Linked DNA regions of Mus musculus: region 2 is linked to region 1. The links are chromatin loops, found by intact Hi-C in ENCODE. Cell type or tissue: left cerebral cortex. All regions are shown on one strand.

Evidence for each region. A loop is a pair of places that touch in the nucleus more often than their neighbours do. Peaks named below come from ENCODE experiments on the same cell type or tissue, not always from the same donor. Only the 100,000 strongest peaks of a DNase experiment are listed, where the experiment ranks them.
Region 2: a loop joins it to region 1, with 2.0 times the contacts of the local background. A loop is called at or near these places in 2 of 42 quality-filtered maps.

Annotation. Positions count from the first base shown.
Region 1 is chr10:34,033,680-34,041,679 of GRCm38, reverse strand. It overlaps Trappc3l (trafficking protein particle complex 3 like), which reads right to left and starts at 4,083. Exons shown (of 7, transcript NM_001162937.1): 1 at 3,992-4,083. Calhm4 (calcium homeostasis modulator family member 4) reads left to right here. Exons shown (of 2, transcript NM_001081165.1): 2 at 1-2,896. The coding sequence ends at 174. In left cerebral cortex, CTCF peaks have their summits at 4,908 (motif pointing left) and 7,555; DNase peaks (open chromatin) are centred at 4,902 and 7,575; H3K4me3 peaks cover 524 bases.
Region 2 is chr10:34,203,564-34,211,563 of GRCm38, reverse strand. It overlaps Dse (dermatan sulfate epimerase), which reads left to right and starts at 4,329. Exons shown (of 6, transcript NM_172508.3): 1 at 4,329-4,484. In left cerebral cortex, a CTCF peak has its summit at 4,780; DNase peaks (open chromatin) are centred at 3,557, 3,917, 4,386 and 4,642; H3K4me3 peaks cover 1,606 bases; H3K27ac peaks cover 1,395 bases.

The DNA of each region.
Region 1 (8,000 bases):
AGTGAAGACATCAAACATATTCGTATCCCTTCGTGTCAGGACTGGAGAGAAATCTCTGTACCCAATCTTCTATGTGTGGGTGACACCTCACAGGGTCCCTATAGCTTCCTTGGAGACAGGGTGGTTGAGGAAAATGAGGAAGATAGACAAGAAGGTATTGAAATGAAACCTTGAGAGCTGCACCTTTCAAAGTTCAGGGTGCCTGATTTTTTTTTTCTTTCTGATGCTAGAGTTTCAGTACTACCGCTTTCTTTTTTTTCTCTCTGACACTTATGGACAGAAGTCCATCCAAAGTCCTATTTCCGAAATCAATATATAGAGTGAGAAGCTCTCCATCTTTATACAGTTCCATCACATGCTCATGATGACTGTTGTGTCATGACCGTCCAATTTGTATGGGCATGGGAATTTAAGTCAATTGGAATTTAGCTGTGTTGCTCGGCTCGATACTGGTGCAAGCATCAATAATTTGGAGTGCTATTTTGTCCTATGCCCATAATAGCTCCCTCAGAGAGCTATTGAGATTAAATGTGATGGCAGGAAACATTTACCACTCTGCTTTTCATATGGTGACCACAAACCAGCATCACTTTCCTCTATCCTCTTCTAATTCCACCTCCTATCAGTCCTTGATCTAATTTTAGGTTTTCTCCTTGTCTTCATTTAAATAATACATTTTTATTACCTTCTCCATCTGGCTTACTAGAGAGGAAGGTAGAATGAAGTGGTTTTTCTGGAGTGGTACAGTGAGGAAGGTTTTGAGTAATGCGCTGTGCTCATGGTAGATGGTGGATCGATCATCACATTATCATTATTAGTTATTAGTTATTGGTTATTGGTTATTCTCAGCATCACAGTAGGGGTGCCTTTATGACAACTTCTTATAAACTTTTTTCTAAAGCTTCCCTTCTATGATCCACAACAGGGGTCCCAACTGTAACTTTTCCTTGTCAAATTGTTCCTTTATGTTCCCAAACCTCTTTAAGGACCTAAGGAATGAAGTTTTACAATTTCTAGTTGTTTCTCAAACTCAAAGCAGCAGACACAATGAGAGGGAGAGATGCTGGAAGGATGGCTCATTGGGTAAGAGCAAATACTTCTCTGCTGAAGAACCTGAGTTTGGTTTATAATACCCATGTCAGGTGGCCCATGCTACCTGACGTTCCAGATCCAGGGTATCTAACACTTCTGGCCTCCACAGGTACCTGTCTCACAGGACCATAACCCCACAGAGAAACATACACATAATTTTAAAAATAAATAAATAGAACCTGGGGCAAGATAGACATTAGAAAATATGTCTTGATTAGAGTTGTTTCAAACCTGACTTCTGTCATGTTCACTTAAGCACCTGGCTCCTGGGCCCAGCGAGGGACCTCAGGGTTTTTGCTTATTTACTTCTTTAGCCAAAATTATTTTTGATTGCCAGAGAACCAACTGCTGATGGTCATCTTGACTTTCAAGGAGATCAACTAACTGGATTATCTAAAATGCCACCAATTTCTTATTGATGCATTTGTATACAGTTATGAGAGGTTCTATTTTGTGTCAAATTCTGGGAGCTTTGACTTGACAGAAACAAGTAAGAAGGGATTTTTGAGAAAACAAAATCCTTTCAGGAGTTTCCCTGATAGAACATTGCTTAGTGTGACACTTTGCTTGGCCAGGAAATTGTCCTGAACTCACTGTCAACCAATGATAACCTTATGAAAGTCAGACCATCTCTATGGGGCCTAATTTGTTGATTTGTAAAGCAGAACTAATGATGCCTTATCTTGCGGAAGTCAAGGAACTGAACCAAATGAACTACTGAAGCTAATTCATAATCTGATAAAATGTTTATATTCACTGTTATGTAGGTTAATCAATGGATACAGAGCAGTGGTTTTCAACCCTCCTAATCCTGGGACCCTTTAATACAGTTCCTCATGTTGTGATGATCCCCCAACCAGTAAAATTACTTGTGTTGCAGCTTCATAACTGTCATTCTGCTATTGTTACAAATCATAATGTAACTATCTGTGTTTTCCAATGGTCTTAGGTGACCCCTGTGAACGTGTCATTCAACTCTTAAGGAGTCGTGCCACACAGGTTGAAAAGCACTGGTATACAGTTTTTCTGGAATGATAGTAGACCTATGTTGCCTCTTCACTGAGTTGTATCTTTAGCTTTCTCTAAAAGACATCAACTGGCATTCTGCTTTTGGAAGAACATTAAGAGTGACTTTTTTTCAGGTGGCCTGGGGAAGGTAGCTCTACTTTATCTACTGTGTACTGGGGCTGATACAATATTACAAAAGCAATGTTGAAAAAGTAGCTAAAGTAGATGTACATAGTAGAAGGCCACTCAGTTCCCTCCAATAGGAAAGTCAGTGAACAGGGAATGTCTCATCCATTTTATTCTCAAAATTCCCATGAGGCTGAGAGTTCTTTGTCTCTACTGAGCCAAGAGTTTTATAATTTCGTCTGTGCTGACTTACTAGTAAATGAATCATCCTCACCAAACTCGGAATTGGTTTATTAGTTTTCAGGACCTTCACCACAAAGAGACTTTTCAATAAGGTTTTCAATTAACAGCACAATCAAAGAATGTATGAAGTTATAGTGTTACATCACCAGGAAGATTAATAGTTGCTTAGGACTTAACAATAGGAAACAGCCTCTGACGGCTTCTGAAGCCCTCTCCTCAACAAACTCAAACAGAGAAAGCTTACCTTCTGAGCCAGTTAATCGTGGCCATGACTTTTTGGTAAAGGAGATGGGGAATTCCTGATTTACATGGTTCTGAGGAATTCCTAGCATCTATATGAATGCATGAATAATAGCATATATACTTGATATTTTATTGCATTGTGTATCATCTATTTCAAATGAAATAAATCGATACCCCACCCTCTTTTCATGTATTCTTTTGTTCAGCAGCTAGCTGGGTAAATTTTTTTCATTAAGAACATGGCCTTTCAGCCTTATTTATAATAGCCAGAAACTGGAAAGAACCCAGATGCCCCTCAACAGAGGAATGGATACAGAAAATGTGGTACATCTACACAATGGAGTACTACTCAGCTATTAAAAAGAATGAATTTATGAAATTCCTAGCCAAATGGATGGACCTGGAGAGCATCATCCTGAGTGAGGTAACACAATCACAAAGGAACTCACACAATATGTACTCACTGATAAGTGGATACTAGCCCAAAACCTAGGATACCCACGATATAAGATACAATTTCCTAAACACATGAAACTCAAGAAAAATGAAGACTGAAGTGTGGACACTATGCCCCTCCTTAGAAGTGGGAACAAAACACCCATGGAAGGAGTTACAGAAACAAAGTTTGGAGCTGAGATGAAAGGATGGACCATGTAGAGACTGCCATATCCAGGGATCCACCCCATAATCAGCATCCAAACGCTGACACCATTGCATATACTAGCAAGATTTTATCGAAAGGACCCAGATGTAGCTGTCTCTTGTGAGACTATGCCGGGGCCTAGCAAACACAGAAGTGGATGCTCACAGTCAGCTAATGGATGGATCACAGGGCTCCCAATGGAGGAGCTAGAGAAAGTACCCAAGGAGCTAAAGGGATCTGCAACCCTATAGGTGGAACAACATTATGAACTAACCAGTACCCCTGAGCTCTTGACTCTAGCTGCATATGTATCAAAAGATGGCCTAGTCGGCCATCACTGGAAAGAGAGGCCCATTGGACACGCAGACTTTGTGTGCCCCGGTACAGGGGAACGCCAGGGCCAAAGGGGGGGAGTGGGTGGGTAGGGGAGTGGGGGTGGGTGGGTAAGGGGGACTTTTGGTATAGCATTGGAAATGTAAATGAGCTAAATCCCTAATAAAAAATGGGAAAAAAAAAAAAAAAAAAAAAAAAAAAAAAAAAAAAAAAAAGAACATGGCCTTCCTCTCCTTTATGCTTAATGGGTTTAGGTAATTATAAAGCATATAATTAAAATCAATTATATGCGCTAACACCTACCTTGTATTTTTGCTGCCAAGTTCTTTTGGCTGGCACATCAATTTCTGTGGCTTGGCAGAGATAGACTCGCTGACTTCTCCTTTGTCTGCTCCACTACTCCACCAGGATTCAGACCACCGCCTTCCCAGGAGAAAAATAAACCCAAAGCTTAGCTCTGGCTGTTTCTGACTCCTTTACTCTAGCAAAGCTGAATTGCACAGACCTTACTTATGCTTCATCATTCTCCTTGATTCTGTACTCATTCCAGCTGTGTTTTTGTTTAAAAATTTAAGGTAATGACTGCAATTAGAAACAGCCATGTGGGGGCTCAGGGTTTAATAGCGCTTGTTGCTTTTCCCGAGGATCTGCATTCTTTTGCCAGCACCCACACCTGGTAGTTTCTAACCACATGCAACTCCAGTCCAATGAGATCTATATCACTTTCTCTTGCACTCTTTTTTTTAAAAGAAAAAGAAAAAAGAAACAACAGCGTGGGCTTACTGTTCTTTCGCATCTAGTTTGTACTAAAAGGCAAACACAAACAGACCTTTACATTTTTAAATCATATAACTAATTAACGGCATTCTGAATGCAGAGTACAAATATGTTTTCTAGCTCAAAAAGCCACAAATGCATAGACACAATTTTAGGTTCAACATGCAGCATACCAAGTATTAGTATGCGATCAAGAAAGAGCAGAGTGCCAGGCTTGGGAAACAGGCAGGTTTAAAACTGGTTGTGTGAACTGGAAGTTAACATGTCTACAGATGTGACCCTGGATGGAATAGCGCACGGTGGTTCTAAACGGGTGAACTGCATCGTCCTTAGTGGAACTCATTTGGCTGTTCTAAACTCCAAGAATGATGAATCTTCTTTAATCTCAGCATCTAGGGAGACTGCAGCTTTCATGTATGGTTTCCTCTGTTGCCACCTAGTGGTTTCTATGAGTATGTGCACTATCTGTAGTGGGTGACTGCAGTACATATGGAGCATTACAAAGATATGAAGTCTGAAGCATTCCAAACATTAAGACATTTAAAACAGCAACATGAGGGGTTTGAAATGCTCCATCAGTAAATCTACGCAAATATTTCCAACTTGAAAAAAACACTTTCAGAATTACCACCACCCCTGTCCTGGAGTCTCAGGTTCTCTTTTTCTCTCCCTCTTCCTCTCCCACCCTCCCTCCCTCCCTCCCTCCCTCCCACCTCTCTCTCTCTCTCTCTCTCTCTCTCTCTCGCTCTCTCTCTCACACACACACACACACACACACACACACACACACACATGAAAGGTCCAGGACAGCACTATAATCTTGTTTCTTTCAGAAGGCCATAGTTATGAAGGGTTAACATGGAGTTCAGAGAAGCACTGTCACTCATTACTCATATGACCTTATGAATGTCAGCCTCTCTGGAACTTTAATTTTCCTTTGTATGAGACAGGAAAGAATGATTAAGTTGTAAGAGTTGTTGAGTGAACTCCTACTTGGAACACAGACTTATTTGAAGAGTAGTTCTGCGAAAATCTATATTGAATAAATCTCCTTCAAAATTAAACATATGGACAGACACACTTACATGCCACGGGGTTTATATTCCAAGACTCTAGTCCTTGTAATTCATCAGTGTTATTTTGATGGGAAAGACACTTGGAAGATTTGACACGAGTACTTTTAGATGAGGAGATCAAGTCCTGTAGAGTCTCGAGTCATTTCTCCACAGGAGGAATCAGTCAGGGAAAATGTTGGGCTACTCTCAAGGAATCACAAACTATGTCCGCTCAACACAGACAGGGCAGTAACAATAAACAGACCAAAAAATTCTACCAAGTTCAACTTGGCAAGCCAAGGAATTTATTGGAACTGCTCATAGGATTATAGGTGAGGGGTTGCTCATAGGAAGTGCATCACCCTAAAGCCCCGGTCCACATGGGTGACGACTCACAGAGCCTCCACCCCTGGATCTTTCTGCACCATCTTTACTGCTTATGTAACTTTTGGGTAGGAGAGGTCTTGTGAATCAGGTAAGTTTAGAGGTTTCCTGGGATCCTTGAATTGCTTAAACTCCGAGTCTTGTGGATCCTGTAATCTGGAGGAAATATTTCAATTTGGTATTGCCAGACAGGAGAAGAAAGAGTCATTACTGAGTGTCCATCATCCCTGACAAACAGGGCCATGAGCTAAAGTATGTGGGCATCCTCTACAAACAGGCAAAGACGTAGACTCTTTCTGAGAGCCGGCAGAAGGAACACAGCCCTGCCGACATCTTTATTTTGACCTACAGAGAACTGTGTCAGACTAGTAAGGATTCTATATAGTTTTTATGAATTACAAGATGACAAATTTGCATTTCTTAAAACCACAGAGTCTATAGAAATTTATTATAGTGGTGATTGTGTGGTATGATGGTGGCACATACCAACTCATCTCAAGAGTTTAGGAATCCAAGACCTCTTCAAGGGTGTGTCTAGTACAAGATTGTATCTTCCCTTGACCAGTTTAGGCAAAACTGTTGCTCTTTGAACTATCATCTTTCTACCTATCAATTATCTATCTTTCTGTCAATCATTTATATATTATCTATCTCTATAATAGTTTGTAAATAAAATACAATGTAGTCCAACTTTAAGGGGACAAGAACTGCAAAAATAAGAGCTCATATTAACTTTATTGGATCCATAGATACTTCTCTTTCCATCTCTCTGTCTCTTTTCAGACTAGGATTCACTGTATAGCTCAGACTTATACTGAATTAATGATTCTCCTGCCTCATCTGACTCAGTACTGGCATTGTGGAAATATATCACTCTGGACCTGTAGGCTTCATTTTAAGGCTACAAATATAATTTAAAAGGTAGTTAGCATTAACAGAACTGTATATTATAAATCCAATTTCATCATATATGGTTCTTTTTTATTCCCTTTGGTTTTTTGAGACACAGTTTCCTCTGTGTAGCCTTCTACTTCTATAACTCACTCTGTAGCTCAGGCTGATCTCAAACTCAAAGAGATCCACTTGCCTCTGCCTCCCAACTGCTGGGATTAAAGGCATGCACCACCACAGCCAGCAAATATATATATATATATATATATATATATATATATATATATATATATATATATATATATATATATATATAATTTGTTGTTGGTTTTGTTTTGTTTTTCGAGTCAGGGTTTCACTGTGTAACCCTTGGCTGTCATTTTTCAAGGATTCTCAAGATTCTCAATTTCTGTGGGACTTTATGGAGCATATAAGTTTCATACATCAAGTGGGCTTGCTATTGGAAAGACTACGCTGCCATTCTTTTATTTGAAGTCACTTAAGAAACAAGCGTATTTATTTAGGAAAGTAACTGAAATTCCTCGAGAAGAGTTTTTCCCCCTTGAAGATAAAGCCCAAAGCATCGTTCTTCTGTCCCCCAAAGCAAAAAGCAGGTCATTACAGGCAAAACAAGCGATAACGATTATTACAGAATGCTGTCCTTTTTGCCATCAGAGAACCTAGCCTTTGAGCTTTCTCTGAAGTATCCTGGATACCAGGGTGGGGCATGCGAATGAAGCTGCATTGCACAGCAGCTTTACGCCCCCGCGTGGCTGGCCATTGATTCCGGAGTGCTCCTCTCCTATGCGCCAACTGCCGCCTGTGTCTCCAGCTGGCAGCGTGGCCAGGCCCTACATTAGCTGCACCCCGGCATACAGGGTGGGCTGCCCCAGACGCCAGCAGTCTGAGATTGGACTTTTTTGAGCTCTTCCTCTCGGATCGCTGTCTTTTCTGATCGCAGTTCAATTTTGGACGTTTTGGGGGTGGATCAAGGACTTCCCCCACACTGGAATGAAACCTAGGCGACAGTTGCCAGCACGTCTGTCTCACATCCTCTCACCTGGCCTCCTGTGCTAGGTCCCTGCAACCAGTGTCAAAAGAGACCCTGTTCCAAGGATACAGTGAGCATGGGTTGAGGAAAGTGTTTGGAAGATGTGTAGTAAATCTAGCCAATTTAGAAAATCGACGGCCGCTGCATAGAATTT
Region 2 (8,000 bases), 170 kb before region 1:
TGAATCTCTGTTTCTTTGCTTTCTTGTTTTTGTTTCTGGTCCAACAGCCCCTAGCACTGTAGGGCTCTTACAGATACATGGTTACTCTTTTCTTACTGCTATAATTCACCAGTTTGATGGCATAATGTTGACACCTGTGCTTGTGAGGACAAAGTAAGACACTCATGGACTTGCCTGACACCTTTAAGCATTTAGCAGAACCCTGGTGAAATGTGTAGTGGGAGAAGAACTGTACATCAAAGTATCACGTTGACTCAGCATGGAGTGGAAGTGATATGATTGTGGATGTAAGTGGCTGTCTCAGTTTTGTCACAATGAACACAAAGCTCAGGAAAATTTGAGTGGGATGAATTAGCAGCCTCAGAGCAGGCTGATAGGAGAACAACAGATCAGGAGTGGCAAAGTCAGGCCCAAGTGAAAAAGGCTAGAAAAGCCATAGTATGTGTGTGTGGGGTGGGGGTCAGGGGGACAGGGAGGATTGTCTGGCTGGGACCAGATGCTTAGAAATAGAGAGGGTAAACTCATAGACATACAGGTGAGTATGGCTCCAACAGTCAAAAGTGATGCTGTCTTGCAAATGACCCAAGGATGAGGTAACACACAGGTTTATTATGATAACACAATTTACAATTACAAATGGAGTAATTTTGACCCGAGGAGGAGACCTGTTGCAAGAATTGAAGCAAAGTCTCTGACCCAGATTGGTCAGTGAAACCCTAGAAGCAGGTTTAAATTTAGTTGAGTGAATTAAACTCAAGATAAGAGTAGAAATCATGGACCTGTAGCTCGTGAGATATTTGTTAGGCATGTATTCATCTAGAGACAAGAATAAAACAAGGACAATGAAAGAATATATCTTAAATTATTTTGTTCAAACACTAGCAAGAAAGGAGTGCCTTTGCTTGATATAAATGGATATCAAGAGAAGAACTATTCTCTTTTCGTATCTTGTCTACAGTGAATGGATTAAACACACACACACACACACACACACACACACACACTGACCTGAGTTAACTGCAAACAGAGAGCAATAAAGAGCTTGTAAGAATCTTACCTATTTCTCTAAGGCTTGTGGAAGCATTTACACTTCAGCAAGTAGTTTATGCTAAGGACATTTAGTTTGAGCCAGCAAAAAGGGCAGTGAATGCAGAAAGGCTAAAGATGGACATGTATAGGTGAAATTAACAAAAATAAGTAAATAAAAGCTTGTTTCTAAACCCAAGACCAGAAACCTCACAGAAGTAGTGAAAGATGAATACATCTGTTACCAAAGTCACATCTGGTCACTTAAAAAAAGGAAGAAACAATTTAGTAGAATTAACAAGAATTCACTAAGTAGTCACTTCCTTTTTTGTCAATGTTGCTACATCAGCAGAGTGGACTTCTGATGGAGGAACTATATGATGAATTTGAAGCTGCATGGGAGAGGACTGGATTACTTTCTGAGACTCTCTCAACTGGGAGGGTCCTTTTCTAACTATCAGGAAGCCATGCCAATGTCCCATGCTTGGTGTCTTTTGACAAGAGAAGTAAACATGCACAGATAATGTGGGTCCTCCCTGACAAAAATCCCCAGCAAGGGGCTGGAGAGATGGCTCAGCAGTTAAGAGCACTGACTGCTCTTCCAGAGGTCCTGAGTTCAATTCCAGGCAACCACATGGTGGCTCACAACCATCTAGAATGAGATCTGATCTTCTCTTCTGGTGTGTCTTAAGCGAGTGACATTGTACTCACATACATAAAATAAATAAATTTTAAACCTTCTGCTTTGGGAAGGAGTGGGACAGGAGGGGGCAGGACCCCCCCCCCAAAAAAAATCCTCAGCAAGAGCATCCAAATTCAGTGTCAGCTGGAAGCAGAAGATTAGCAACTTACATGATGATGAAGGACACAGATCTTCCGTTCAATTGGGTGGTGGAATTAACCATTATGTTAGTAATACAGAACATGCAACAAGCTTAAAGACTAAGCCAAATTTAACACAACAGAACTCAATAGAATAAGATGGAGTGTTGGACACAAATTGTAGTGAATGTAGGTTGAAGAAGGCCTCTGATAAACATTTGCTATGGAAACAACAAACAACAGAAAATGCTCCAAGGATATACTTCTGAACAAAGCAGGTACACAGCTTTCCACTGTGACTTTTAAATGAAACTTTGGATGCAGTTCTAGGGATTTTAAGAAGGACACTGGGCAAGGAAAAAGATAATAGAGATGGATATGTACTCAGACAAACTGAAGCATTCTCCTGCAGAGTCAAGAATAGGCATGTTGGGGCTGGAGAGTGTGGCCAAAAAGGCATACCACTTTTGGATAAGGCCCAAGTTTGGCTCCTAGCACCAATGTTGGTTGGGCAGCTCACAACCACTCTCCATCTAATTCTATGTGATTTAATGTCCCCCTTCTGGTCTCTGTGGAAAGATAGCCATGTGCATGTAATTAAAAATACACATAAATCTTTAAAAAAAAAAAGGCCTATAGAGTCCAGAAAGCAGATGTGTAAATCTGTTGAGAGGTATCATATCATGGGGATCTTTGCAAGTCAGTGTCAGCTATAGCTAGATTTCCAGAGCAGTGACATCAATCAATAGGTAAATGTGGGTACTACTACCTTTAAAAAAAAGACCTTCAGTCTTGTCTGCACATTATGATCAACCACCTGATTCATCAGTCAGGTGTAGGGTTCCATTCCAAAGACTGTATGAACACTCTTTTATGATTCTAAGATATTAGCTGGGAGAGGCCATGACTACAAGACTACTCATTGGGAAGTTCAGTAGGTAAACATCTTGCTTTCTCTCAAGTCATTTTCTGATTTGAGAAGACAAGTGGAAATTAACTCAGAATTATACACTACAGCTAGGCACTGATACAATTCATTCTACTAAAATAAATACCTCAACACAGGGCCTGGCATACAGTAAACTTTTAATAAATATTAGCCATTTGTATCTTTTGTTGCATGGAGTATTATAGTAATTATATGCTATAGATGAGACACAGCCTCTGAAGGTGGCTTAGCTTTCAGTAAACTGAAAAGTAAGGATTTGAATACTGCTTCACAGTACTACTCTGGTTAGAACTTTCTCACCACAGGCCTGTCCAAATATCAGGAAGTTAACGCAAATTAGTGATTTATCTGAGTTAGCATTTAAAAGCCTAACAGTAGTATTTCTTTTCTTTTTTTTCTTTTTTTTTTTTTTAATCCGTGGTGAGGAGCCACTTTTGATTGCAAAATCTGTAACTTTTCCTAATAGTGTGGTTGCCTGGAAGCGCCCTTGGGTCTCCATAGTCTGTCAGAACTCCGAGCAATTGTTAGCAAACAGGGTTGAGTAAAACCGCCCATTCTTACGAACGGGTAAGTGTCTCTCGAAAAGCTGCCTTTTCATAGAATCTAGTAGGTTAATTCTCTTTAACTCTGAGGAAGGAGATCCAACCCTGGACCGGTTAGAGTTTGTATTGGATGGCTACATTTCATTGAAAGAATAAACAAAAGTTGGGTGCATATCTCTCTCACGCGCGCGCGTACACACACAAACACACACACACACACACACACACACACACACACACACACACACACACACACACGAAATAAGATAAAGTTTCCTTTGTGAACTGCAAACTCTAAAGGATCTTCCCCCAATCCTTTATCTTTGCTGATTAAAATCAGTTCAGCTTACAGGGTTCCTTGCGGTAGGATTCCCTGTATTTTGCAACTCCATTCTAGGCGACAACTGCTTCGGATTAGGTGGATTTTCCCCTTTCTCTTTGAGAGTAAAACTGATTCAGGAAAGGGGGGAAGGGAGGGAGGCGTCGGGAGTGTAACTATTTTGGAGCCTGGAGAGGGGGTTGGCCGCTAGCTTTGGTAGTGGGATTCTTTAAATTCTCGGCTTTCCTCTTCCAGCGCTTTAAAAAACGAATCGGCCCCTCCTCCCCCGGCCTCCAGAAATTATCTTTCCTTTGGGTGAGATTCCAGAGTGGAACTTGAAGCTCTTGGGTCAGGAGAAATCAGAGCTGTAGGAACCAAAGCGGCGGGGCGGGGCGGGGCAGGGCAGGGCAGGGTGCTTGGGGTTCTGTGGGGTCCTGTGGTGTCTTGTGGGGTCCGGGCCGCAGCGACCGGAAGGCAGAGCCTCGCGTGGAGCCGTGATCTGGGGCGCCGGAGGAGAGCCCGTGCGGAGGTCCGGATTGGGCTGGGCGGGGGTCCCGCTCTCCCCCTCCCCATCCTCGCCTCCCGGGCTCTGCTGACGTTGCGGCTTCCTCCGCCCCAGGCAGAGCCCTGCCGCGGCCCACCCCCCTCTCTCCGCCGACGGTCTCCGCCCAGTCCGCACGGCGGCTAGAGGCTGCAGCGGCGCACCCCGGGCGCAGCGCCCTGAGCTCGGATGGCTCGGCGCGCAAGCTGAGGGCCCGACTCCAGGGGTCCGGAGTCCCGGCGCCCCACGGGGACGCAGAGAGAGGACGCCCGGGAGGACGGAGCGGTGAGTGATGGGCTGGGTTGGGCGCTGCTCTGGGCCACGCTCCAGGAAGCTACCCTCCTGTGGCTCCATGGGTCTACACTGGACCGGTCCCTACGGACCAGCTTGAGCCACGTCCCCCGCTGCGCGTCGATTTCCCTGTGGACTGAGCATCTCGGGCCAGCTCTGCTGGCTCCGTGATCTCCTACCCGGGTACCCAGCTCAGACAGCAGCACCGAGATCAGGAGCGAATGGCGGGGACTGGACGTGCTCCCGAGTTTCCAGAGGTTTGGAGATAGCACACCCTTGCGTTCCCTTCCTATGCTACACCAGTTATCTAGGGATGGTAGTGGTCGTGTGCTCCCATGCTGGTTGTGCCTGTGCGACCTCCGGACCGCCAACGCCCAGAAAGCTGCTTCTGAGTCACCCCCAGCCACAGGATTCCAGCGCCCCTGCACTCCAACACCCCAGAGTGATTGGGCAACCTCAACCCGAGGCCGCCTGGGCCAATCGGGGGCCCGGCAGGCGGGCTTGACTCGGGCTGGGGAGCACTGTAAGCGATGCCACATGGGCTCAGAATCTGTCGAGGCTGGATCTGAGCTAACTTTGTGAACTGAGAACTTTCTCATCTCTCCTTTGAGGCAACAGCCTCCGTTTAGGCCAGCTGGCATTCATAACCTAATCCTTTGCTTCCAATGCAAGAGGCCGGCCTCTTTCACCTGGAATTCTTTAGGTCAGGAACTGACACGTTGGTTTCTAGAGATTTTCTAGTGGATTCTTGAAAACATTTGGTGTTTATTGCTGCTTAATCAACAATATCTTAAGGAAGGTAGAATCTTCTAGAAATATTTTCATATTCTTTCACATTACAGAATTTTCACTTTTACTAATTGTCTTTTCAGCTTTTACATCTTCTTAATAAATGATAGTACTAGTGAAGTTAAAAAAAAGATTCATTAGTGTCACTTCAAAATTATGTGTCTGTCTGGGAGTATATGCACAGGACTATAGACAGGTGCCTGCAGAGGTCAGAAGAACATTAGATGTGTTAGTATGGTAGCTACACTCTGAGCATCCTAATGTGGGTGCTGGGAAATGAACTCTGGTCCTGGACAAGAGCAGTACCAGTTCTTGACCACTGAGCCATCTCTACCCCTTATGAAACCAAAATTTTGTAGAAGATTTTGGACTATACTACTAGAGAGAACTACAAAATGTAACGTGCATGGGAAAAATAAAACAGGATTACCCTATTATTTGTTCACACATTACTATTTTCCTTTAATCCTGTACAAATGTGGTCTTTTTGGGGGGGGGGTAGTAAATTCTATTCTACTGAAAAGGGAGAAAATTTTGGATTTAACATGTGTTTACTATAGTGACACTCCTTGAGGGCTTAACCAAAAGCATGAGTGTGGGTTACTAGGACAGGGAGTGGGTACACGAGATACAGCCCCTGCTTTCTTGGAGTGTCTTTGGCTGTAGAAAGAGGAATATGAGACTAAGCAATATGGAGGACTTGAATGTCGGCAGAGTCCTTTAGTCATTATCAGAACATGATATCAGTCTTAGTTTCAATAATTATACGAAAACACTGGTCTACAAAGTACATTTTAATATCCAGATTAAAAAGAGACAGTGAAATCATTCAGTAAAAGAGACTTTTTTTTAAAGTTCCTTGACAAGGAGGGAAATTGACAGCAGGATACAATCTGCATGGTGGGGTTTTAGCCCAGAAAAAGACCATGATAAGAAGTCGGTGGATTCTCCCAGTTAAATCAGTCACATCTTAGTGAGTAGTTCTTGTGCATGTGTCTGCACTAGTACTTAGCAGTAGTTCACAAATCAGCTGAAGTGGTCCATTTCAATGAGATAAGTGGTGTGTGTGTCTGGGGGCAGGAGGTTGCAGTGCTGTTGTGGCGGGACCTAGGGCCATCCTTCACAGAACCTTAGTACTGTCTTAGTATAGAAAATTATTTCAGTCTCTGAGACAATTTTTAGACAAATGCATTCTGGGATGAAACAAAGTTTTGTTTTGTTTTTTCATTTCTTTATATTACTTGTGATAGATTATTTTGCTCTTTATTTCTTCTTGCTTGGTTCCTCCGTGTTGCATTAGAGAAACATAATTCTCAACATTATTATTCTAACTAGTGGAGTAAAAGGGGAAATAATTTGGATATGTGGATTCATTGAGAATCTTTGTTTTCAAAACAGTCAAAGAAATCTGCCAAGGACTAATTACAGTCTAGCTTAAATATTTTTTTTTTCAGCCACTAGGATGTTTTAGTTCTACGTATAGTAAACATTTTAACGTGCATTTCCCTTCTATTGTCCTAGGCTGTGTTGTGGCAGGCCTCTGTGACGGTGGGAACTGTGTCAGTGAATGCTTCACTGTATCCCAGAAAGGGGCTGGGAGTTTGCCATCCTAAAAGAGGGAAAGGCACCTGAGGAGTTTCTGTGATCAACAAACCCTATTGAAAGAGTATCTGACACAGGACAGGACCTTTCCTATTACTATATTTAGTGCCTTGAGTTTTTCTCATATTGGAATTACATTATCTCTTCCTATCGTGATTTGTAGACTAAAACTCTCTGGAGGTCACTAAACTACTAGCAGATGTTTGAAACTAGACAACCCAGATCTGTATACCTGCAGTCAGGGACGGACATGGGAATGAAGCTGGTGTCTAAACCCAGTGTACTCACAAGGGAAATGATCTTCCCATAAACTCCACATGATGAATGAGTGTCAGAGCGGGAAGTAGAGGGCAGAGCCCCAGATACCTGAGACGCTGCATGCAGCTGTTTGCTAGTAGCAAGAAATAGAAATGGATGGTTCCAAAATCTTTCACTACTTTCCCATTCTTTTTAAAAAGTTTTTAATTTTGTTTTGTTTTTTTCAAGACAGGGTTTCTCTGTGTAGCCCTGGCTGTCCTGGAACTCACTCTAGACCATGCTGACCTCGAACTCAGAAATCCACCTCCCTCTGTCTCCCAAGTGCTGGGATTAAAGGTGTGTGCTACCACTGCCTGCCACCTACTGTCCCATTCTAAATGGATACTGTCTTTTAAACATTAGACTTGGTTTTAGAAGAAGATATTTCTATGTGTATGATAAATAAATGTAGCCAAGGGCTGTTTCTTGATGTTTGTTGATATTTCAAAGCTCAATATTATGTAGAAGGGAGATTTGATTAGCTGATGGTGAAATATTTCAGAAATAGAAGCAAACCAGAAAGTATTGAGCAATGTGATACAAGTGGGTCATTACTTTTACTAAAATGTCATCTACAAACTCATAAGCATTTAGTCAGGCAGACCAGATACAGGGAGACAGATCAACTTTACTTGGGGTGATTCAAGGTTTATATATTTTGGGGATGGGGGGGTCCATGAGGGAGAAGTGGGCATCTAAGATGGCCAAAGGTCATTGGCTAAAGGCTTAAGGTTCCAAGATGCCTCAGTAGCATGAGGAAGCATTTCAGATTTTAGGTGCTACTTGAATGGGTTCTTGTCCAGAGAAAGGAAGTTAGTCGAA